Regions from separate parts of the Homo sapiens genome. Here region 1 is linked to region 2. Evidence: chromatin contacts called from ENCODE Hi-C or POLR2A ChIA-PET data. All regions are on one chromosome and are shown on one strand. Each heading gives the region's core, a stretch centred on a gene start or an enhancer-like site at or near the end of the contact. The rest is flanking DNA. Distances are from core to core; before and after follow the strand shown.

The links. Hi-C counts contacts between places; a loop is a spot of excess contacts on that map. ChIA-PET counts read pairs that join two places held with the same protein, here RNA polymerase II (POLR2A).
Region 1: a loop to region 2 is called in a map of mammary epithelial cell, with 2.0 times the contacts of the local background. The contact joins two enhancer-like sites. A Hi-C loop is called at or near these places in 2 of 168 maps with a recorded cell type or tissue (Panc1 and mammary epithelial cell). POLR2A ChIA-PET finds 5 or more read pairs at or near these places in 2 of 52 experiments (BJ and CD8-positive, alpha-beta T cell).

Annotation. Positions count from the first base shown.
Region 1 is chr11:75,944,015-75,948,493 of GRCh38, forward strand. The region is part of intron 6 of UVRAG (UV radiation resistance associated); the gene reads left to right. Among named protein-coding and RNA genes, the nearest start is that of UVRAG, 130 kb to the left of the region's middle. RefSeq lists an enhancer at 2,518-2,617. Within about 2 kb of position 2,580, at least 8 of the 41 ENCODE cell types and tissues checked have a DNase peak (open chromatin) inside an H3K27ac peak, as active enhancers do.
Region 2 is chr11:76,027,413-76,032,321 of GRCh38, forward strand. The region is part of intron 12 of UVRAG (UV radiation resistance associated); the gene reads left to right. Among named protein-coding and RNA genes, the nearest start is that of WNT11, 180 kb to the right of the region's middle. Within about 2 kb of position 2,924, at least 4 of the 41 ENCODE cell types and tissues checked have a DNase peak (open chromatin) inside an H3K27ac peak, as active enhancers do.

The sequences.
Region 1 (4,479 bases), core at 1,330-3,829, 84 kb before region 2:
TAAAGTCTATAGCACTGTAGCTCTGATCAACCTTTCCAGCCTGCCTCTCATGATATTGCTCTTGTGCCCTCTTTGTTTTATAGCACACAACCCACTTTCTGTTCTGAACGTGTAATGCACTCTGCTTCCTTAATGACTTTGAAAAGCTATTCCCAATACCCTAAACAGCAGTTCCCTTGCATACAGCTGTCAGAGTCTTAGCTACCCTTCCTTCATATTGGAGCTTAAATGCTGTCTCCTTTAATGAGCCTTTCCCAAGAACAAGTTATCTTAGACTAATGTATCCATTTTGCAAGGGTACTTAGATTTGTAGATACAGATAACTTCAATAATGTGTTTGATAAGGTATGTCAGGATAGCTTTGGGAGCAAGATGAAGAGGTGTAAGCTAAATGACAGAAAAGATAGGTCGACTGGTAACTACTTGATGACTTGCTATCTAGAGGGAAATTTTTAAATGCATGGCATAGGGCTCTGCTATTGACCTAGTCTTTTTCAACATGTCCATTCATTTGATTACTTACCTGCCAAATGTTTATTCAGTACTGCATGCTGGAAACTATGCAATATGCTGGGTATACAGTGGTGATCAAGGGAGACATGGTTTTTCCTCTTGAGAATACCACAATCTAAGCCTTTGAACAAAGATATAGAAAATTGACTAAGTTAATGCAGTGGTAACGTGGAACTTATAGAGACAGTGATTATTGCGTAACGGAATTAGTAAATAAGATCTCTGGGGACTGGAAAGATAGAATTATATTCAGCTCATCTTAAATTTTAAGATAGAGTTTAATTGTGAAAAGAATATAGTCTTATACTTGAGTCCTAAAACCAACTGTATCAGAAGAGGGAGGCTTGGCATATGGGCAACAGTCTGAGTAAAAAAAGATACAGAACCTTTAGTCAGTAGTCAAGTCAATATCAATAATCAGTGAGATATTACTGCCAGAAAATGTTGGGTTATTAAATTGATAGACATGTAGTGTCTACAATGAGAAATGATCAGTCTTTTCTGGTTTACAAACATTAAACAATGTTCTCAAGGCAGTTTCCCAGGAGTTTTTCTACGCTTGATATACATCTAAAAAAATAAATTAATTATCACTGAATAAATATTGCATAGCATCTGAGAAAAATAGAATCAGAGAAATCTTAAAATAATCATTTTTAATTCCGTGGGTGTCTGTTGTGCTTTGGGGGGTTAAGAGAAGGGTGAGATGTGCCCCTCTGTATTTCTGAGGAAGGAAAGGGAGTAATCTTTATTACAGTCTGTTACTGAAGGCCTCTATATACAAAGTACTACGGGGAAGCTCAGGAGCACAGACACTACCAAGTTATAGGCCTAGGTTTTCAAGGAGTGTGGAATCCACTGCTGGAGAAAGCCGGAAAACAAATGATTATAGATGATATGAAGTCTAGATGGAGCATGCTCCCAGTGCTGTTGAGGGAGACCACAACCCTTACCAAATATTGACTATTCCTGGGCTCCTACTTGAGTTCTTCCTCTTCCAAAATGAATTTGTGGGTCTGTTTTGTACCTACAGGTGCCTGGTCTTTTTGCATTGCAGCCTACATACATGACATCTCGTGGTCAGGCCTCCAAATGACTTATTTATTTGCCTTGAGAGTAAAGCTCCTTATCCTAATATACCAGGTTTTCATAATCTGACCTCTGCCTGCCTTTTTACCTCATCTCTTGCCATCCTCTCCCATATGACCCTGTGCTCCAGCCTTGCTAAGCTGCTTACAGTTCCTGAAAATGTTAGGGTACCTTTTTTTTGTTTTTGTACTTGTTTTTGCTTTTGTCTGGAATATCTTTCTCCCTTTTTATCTAGCTAATTCCTACTTTTCCTTCAAATGTTGGCTCAGTGTTTACCCCCTCCAAGAAGACTTTTGCTTCCACTTGACCCCGTCCCTAGAATAGATGCTCCTTTTTTATGTTCAGCCCTTACCCGATGCATGCCTGTGTTGTAGCCTGTATAATGCTGTTATGATTGTTTACAAACCAAGTTGTCTACAAAGTTTGAGCATTATGAAGATAATGCTCTGATCTCTGTATTTTTATTACTTAACAGAGGGCATGGTGAACATTTAGGCCTTCAATAAATGTTTATTGCATGAATATGTAAATAAATGGTATATTTTTAGAGAGCACAGACTGTCTGCAATGTTTTTTCTCTTAACACTAGACTCAGTATTAGCAACATAGAAAGTGCTCAATGTGAAGACAGGATGAATGAATAAATTTAAAGATACGTTAACATGATCAGATAAGGAATTAGGCTAAAGATTTATAATGTGCAGGTGTTATTTTGACTAATGTGATAATGTGCTCAGTAAATGGAATCATGAAGAGATGGCTGTGAAAGAAGGATAATTAATATTTGGATTGAAAGAATGTATTAGTTTTTGATTGCTGGATAATAAATTACCACAAATTTAGTGGCTTAAAATAATACCTGTTTTATTGTTTCTCGGTTTCTTCTTTAGGCCGGAAATTTGGGAACAGCTGACTTGGTTCTCTGCTTATGGTCTCATGAGGCTGAAATCAGTGTCAGCTGCGCTGTGTTCTTTTCTGGAGCTCAGGGTCCTTGTTTAAGCTCCCATGGTTTTTGGCAGAGTTCACTTCCTTGTGGTTTATAGGACTCAGCCTCTTGTTCTCTTGCTGATAGTGGTCTGAGGGCTGCTGTCAGCCCCATTGAGGCCACCTGCAGTTTCTTGCCATGTGGCCCACTTTATAGGCCCTCTCATGCTTCAAATCTCTTCTTTCAGGAAGGGCCAGTCCCTTTTAAGGGCTTACCTGGTTAGAGCAGACCTACCGTCTGTATTAGTCAGCTTAGACTGCCATAACAAAATACCAGTCTGGGTGGTTTTAACAACAGACATTTATTTTCTCAGAGATCTGAAGGCTGGAACTCTGAGATCAAGGTGCCAGCATGGTTCAGTTTCTGGCGAGGCTCTCTCCCTAGCATACAGATGGCCACCTGCCTGTTGTGACTTCACATAGCCTTTCCTTCTTGCATGCGTGTGGAGAGGGAGAGATCTTTTTCTCTTCCTGTTCTTTTGAGGCCACCCTATGACCTCATCAACTTTAATTACCTCCTGAAAGTCTTGTTTCCAAATATAGTCACATTAAGGGTTAGGATACTTCAACATGAATTTGGGGCGGGGGATGAAGGGATACAGTTCAGCCTATAGCACCCAGCTAATCTCCCTTTTGGTTAACTCAAAGTGAACTGATACGTGACCTTAATTATAGCCCCTCAATTCCTTCACCTTGTAAAGTAACATTTCTGGGAGTAATATCCTATGGTGTTTATAAGTCCTGCTAATAACCAAGAGAAGGGGATTATGCAGAGAATGGGAATCTTGGGGTGACATTTTAGAATTCTGCCTACCCCAAAGATAGTGGGATAAAATGCAGCAGCAGATTTAGTTGAGATACGAGTTATATTATGAATAGAATCGTAGAATAATGGAAGAGAAAAGCACACAGCAACCTGATATATAAGGGGAGGAATACTGAGCTTGGACACATATATTTGGAAGGTTTAACCTAAATAATGTGTCTGTGAAAAAGCACTTTGGAAACTAAAATTATTTAACATGTAAGGTGTTACTGATGCCAAGGTTTGTGGGGAGATGATGACAAGATTAGCTTAGGAACGATGGGTTTGTGGGTGGGAAATAAGCAGTGAAGACCACGGGCTTTGGAGTTAAACAAACCTGGGTTTAAATAGTGATTCTGCCACTTACCAGCTTCAGTTTTCTCACAGGTAGAACGGGAATGATTACGTCTATGGATTTTTGTGAGAATTAAATGAAATATCCATTTCAAGTTTTTAGCTTAGTGCCTGGCACATAGCCAGCACTAAATAAATATGTATTCATTCACCAACGAATTATTAAATAAATATATTCTATGTGCCAGGCACTGTATTAGGCCTCAGGTTTCTGGTAAATATTAATACTATTGTGCCTGAGCTAGATTTCATTGGACTTTGAATTGCCAGGCTAAAACAACAGAGTTTAAATGTTTATTTAAATCGCCCTGAGCTGTTTTCAAGCAAAGAATAACATCTAATATTAGCTTTTTAGAATTTGTGATTATTTGGTGCTAGTACATGGTGGTTTTTTTCTTTTGTATAAAGAGCTCAAATTTGCCTGTAGTCATTCTAATTATTGATACACTAAGACTTAAAAGATCTCCATACCTCTTACATCATTGTTTTGATTTTTTGAAGGACGCTATTGAAATCTGTGTTTTAGGAGAGCATTCTCATGGCAGTGTTCCAAATGGATTGAAAAGGGCAGAGATTAAAAAGGAAGGCCTTTTATTAACGCAGAACCAGGGTGCTTACAGTGGGAATGATGAAAAGGAAATTATGCGGATAAGAGCATTGGGAAAGAAGAATCAATAGGTTTAGGTGATTGAACACAGGAAGTATGAGTGAGGGAAAAGGCAGCACTAATATAA
Region 2 (4,909 bases), core at 1,674-4,173:
TAAAAGGTATGGTGCAAAATGCATCTCTTTTTTTCTCTCTTGCCTCCAATTTAAACTTGACAAAATTTTTGTTTTTTATTTCCAATTATTTTGGACTTTGGGGTCATGTTGGCTTCTCTCTTATTGCTGAGTGACTGTGGCAATGTTCTCCTCTCTGAGTCTTGGTTCTCCTGGCATAGTACCTATGTCACTATGCCACTAGGTTGTTGTAAGGATTAAATAAGCGCAGTGCTTGGCATACAGAAAATGCTTAACAAAATTTTGCAACTACTGTTATGTATACGTTGAGCTTTGCAATAGGAATCCTAGGCATGTAAGTTTTTATTCTGTGTGCTAGATAGAAGATGGGCCTAATAAAGGGCAAGGAATATTAAAAATGTAATCCAGTGGGAAAGTACTGTATTTCCTTTTGTAATAGTGTTGTGAGGTACATCATCTTTAAGTCAATGGTCTAAGTGCAGAGGACTAGTGAAGTTCCCCATAATGCAGGGATAAAAACTGGTGTAGGTCTGAAGGCTTGTCTGTTTACAGGCATACCTCATTTTTTTGCATTTTACATTATTGTGCTTCATAGAGACTGCATTTTTTACAAATTGAAGGTTTGTGGTAACCTTGCATCAAGCAAGTCTGTCAGTGGTATTTTTCCAACAGCATGTGCTCACTTTGTGTCTCTGTCACATTTTATTAACTTTCACAATATTTCAAGCTTTTCATTATTATTATATCTATTGTGGTGACCTATAATCAATGATCTTTCATGTTATTGTTGTAATTATTTTGGGACAATACAAACCACACCAATATAAGATGGCAGACTTAATCAATGTTGTGTGTGTTCTGACTGCTCCACTGACCAGCTCTTCCCCCATCTCTCTCCCTCTCCTCAAACCTCCATAGTCCCTGAGACACAACATTATTGAAACTAGACCAATTAATATAGCCCTATAATGGCCTCTAAGTGTTCAAGTGAAAGGAAGAGTTCCAATATCTCATTTTAAATTAAAAGCTAGGAATGATTGAGCTTAATGAGGAAAGAATGTGAAAAGCTGAGATGGGCTGAAAGCTAGGCCTCTTGTGTGAAAGAGCCAAGTTGTAAATTCAAAGGAAAAGTCCTTGAAAGAAATTAAAAGTGCTACTCCAGTGAACATACAAATGATAAGAAAGTGAAAAGACTTATTGCTGATATGGATAGAGTTTTAGTGGTCTGGATAAAAAAGTCAAACCAGCCGCAACATTCCCATAAGCCAAAGCCTAATCCAGAGCAACGACCTAACTTTCTTCAGTTACTTGAAATCTGAGAGAAATGAGGAAGCTGCAGGAGAAAAGTTGGAAGCTACAGAGGTTGGTTAATGAGGTTTAAGGAAAGAAGCCATCCCTAGAACACAGAAGTACAAGGTGAAGCAGGAAGTGCTGATAGAGAAGCTGCAGCAAGTTATCCAGAAGATCTAGCTAAGAGTATTGATGCAGGTGGCTACACTAAACAACAGATTTTCAAGGTAGACAAAAATAGCCTTCTGTTGGAAGAAAATGCCATCTAGGACTTCGATAGCTGGAAAGGAGAAGTCAATGCCTGACTGCAAAGATTCAAAGGAAAAGCTGACTCTTTTATTAGGGGCTAATACAGCTGCTAACTTTAAGCTAATGCTCAGTGACCATTCTGAAAATCCTGGGGCCCTTAAGAATGATGCTAACTATACTCTGTGTTCTATAAATGTAACATCAAATCCTATATGACAGCACATCTGTTTACAACATGGTTTATTGAATATTTTAAGGCCCCTGTTGAGACCTACGGCTCAGAAAAAAATATTCCTTTCAAAATATTACTGTTCATTGAAAACACACCTGGTTACCCACAAGTGCTGAATGGAAGTTGTCTTCATGCCTGCTAACATAGTATCCATTCCGCAACCCATGGATGACTTTTAAGTCTTCTTATTTAAGAAACACATTTCATCACATTTCATAAGACTGTAGCTGCCATACATAGTGATTCCTCTGATGGATCTGGGCAAAATCAATGGAAAACTTTCTGGACAGTATTCACCATTCTAAATGCGATTCAGAATATTCATGATTCATGGGAGGAGATAAAAATATCAGCATTAACAGAAGTTTGGAAGAAGTTGATTCCAACCCTCATGGATGATTTTGAAGGGTTCAAGACTTCAGTGGAAGAAATAACTATTTCATGATAAAAGTTTAACAATGAGGAGTTGCATCTTATGGATGAGCAAAGAAAGTGGTTCCTTGAGATGGAACCTAATTCTAGTGAAGATGATGTAAAAAAAGGATTTAGAATGTTACATAAACTTAGTTGACAAGGAAGTGGCAGGGTTTGAGAGGAAGGATTGACTCCAATTGTAAAAGAAGTTCTACTGTGGGTAAATGCTATCAAACAGCATTGCATGCTACATGAAAGGCAAAGTCAATTGATGCCAAAAACTTCATTGTCTTATTTTAAGAAATTGTCACAGCCACTCCAACCTTCAGCAACCACCACCCTGATTAGTCAATAGCTATTGCCAAGTAGGCAAGACCCTCCACCAGCAAAAACATTATGACTCTCTGAAGGCTCAGATGATCATTAGCATTTTTTAGCAATAATATGTTTTTAAACTAAGATACGTACGTTGTTTTAAACTATATATTTTGTATTTTCTTTAATTTTTTCCATGAACACATGTTCAAAGATATTTTTAAAACATAATGCTATTTTCATATATACTGGGAAACAAAAAAAAAACTGTATGAGTCACTCTTTATTGAGATACTCACTTTATTTATTTTTATTTTTATTTGTAGAGAAAGGGTGCCGCTATGTTGACCAGGCTGATCTCAAACTCCTGGCATCAAGCGATACTTCTCTCTCACCCTCCCAAAATGCTGGGATTACAGCTGTGAGCCACAACACCCGGCCAAGATACTAACTTTTCTGCAGTGGTTTGGGACCAAACCCACAATATATCCAGTGTATGTCTGTACTTCAAATAGGCCGAGAGTTAACTGTCTACAGTCTGCTAAGTAGTCACGTAAGCATGTGTGCCTTGGAAGATACGGGTTAGTGAATGCTGAAGCCCTTATTCTTACAAGGAATGCAGAGCATTTTCAAACTAAATAGTTCTCACCCTGGCCCACTATTTACTTTTTTAGTCATATCCCCAGGTTCCTTCCCAGTTCGTAACCTATGCTTCAGTCAGACTGAACAATTGGTTGTTTTCCAAACACATCACAGTATTTCCTACCTTGATACTCATTGTCCATGCTATTCTATTTGTCTGGAATGCCCTCCCTAGCCATCTCTAGCATCAAAACTGTGCTTGTACATGAAGCCCTCCCTTATTATCAAAACTTTCATCGTAAGCTCTTTCTTGATTTCCCATAGTTTGGTAAACTGTAATTCTTTTGGATTCCTGTGAACTATTCTCTCTATATAGTATCACAGAAATGAAGTTCTTTATATGTACTTTAATTTAATAACAGCCCAACTCAATGATGCAGGTAGTGTATTTGAGTTATTTATCCTTGTCTGAAATATTTTCAGGGTAGAAACTGCATCTTACTTGGTGTCAGACTTCCCTGACTTGCAGAGAGGCTTGTATTTTGTAGACACTCAATAAATATTTCTTGAATTAGGAGAGTAAAAGGAACATTCAGTTTTTGCAAATTCTATTAGGTAATCTGACACTCTACTCTGTGACCCATTGTTTTAACTCTGGATGCTCTGGCCAGGACAATCATTATTTCATAGAGTCCCTTGGGACTGTGGCAAGCTATTAACTTCTGTGCTGTTGTAATCCAAGGCACAGGCATCAGCACTGATGGGGTTATGTTCAGGGGTGTGAGCAAAGAACATGTTTTAAAATAAGGAATCCCCATGGAAATTCAGGCAGTAAAGATCAACAAAATAAAAATGCAGAAGGTGGCTGCTGGGTGAGACAGGAAATGAACACCTTGTGAAGATTAGGCATTCCGCTGAGAGAGGAGAAATGTGGAAAATGAGTCAAGAGAAATTGTGCAGCTATTTCATCACTGACACTTGGAGGTATATTGTTGTGTGTGTTGTTTTTAATGAAGTGTGCTTTTATAGTGCTGATGTTATTATCTGGATGAGGAAGTCTTCTCTAGTATTACTGTCATCTCAGCTTTCTGTAACCAACTAAATTAAAATACAGTAATGTAATGGGACAGTGGGATAAGAAAGAAAACCAGATGACTCTGACATGTGACCCCAACCTGAACTTACTGCTTTTCTAGTTTTCGGTATACTCAAATAAAAATAGAGTCCAGTGTAATGCTTGCAGGGGCTGGGGGGACTGGACAGAGGAATAATATATTTAGTTAATAGTGGGGTATGTCCCACATTCAATACTGTTACATTATTAATATATGTGAAATCAGTGTTTCTCAACAGGACTCCCAACACATCAGTGAGCGTGCCAGTAGTTCATGGACTATTTGCAGTCCATTATTATTTATCATAGGACAGCATAGATGCTTTGTGTTCTGATATGAAGTAATCATTGAATTTAATAAAGCTTTATTTTATTGGTGTTGCATGAAAGTAGCTCTGTTCTTTTCTTTAATTCTTGTATGTTTGAATTTTTTGGTAAGCAAAGAATGGGAGAATGAGGGTAATTATATCAAGCCAGAGAGTTTGCAGTAGGTAATTTGGGGGAATATTTTGGTTTCCTGACAAAAATGAATGGAAGGAAAGAGTAAAAATTATTTTTAGGTAGATGTGAAATTATTTTAACTTCCAAAAGCATCTCATAATAGTTCTCTAGACAGTTTTCTAAGGATAATAACATTTATGTCCTGGGTAATGGTATCATTATAAAACAAATTTATGTCACTCTTTAATCCAGATAGTTTTAACTACCATATTTTTATACCTCTCTTTTGGATG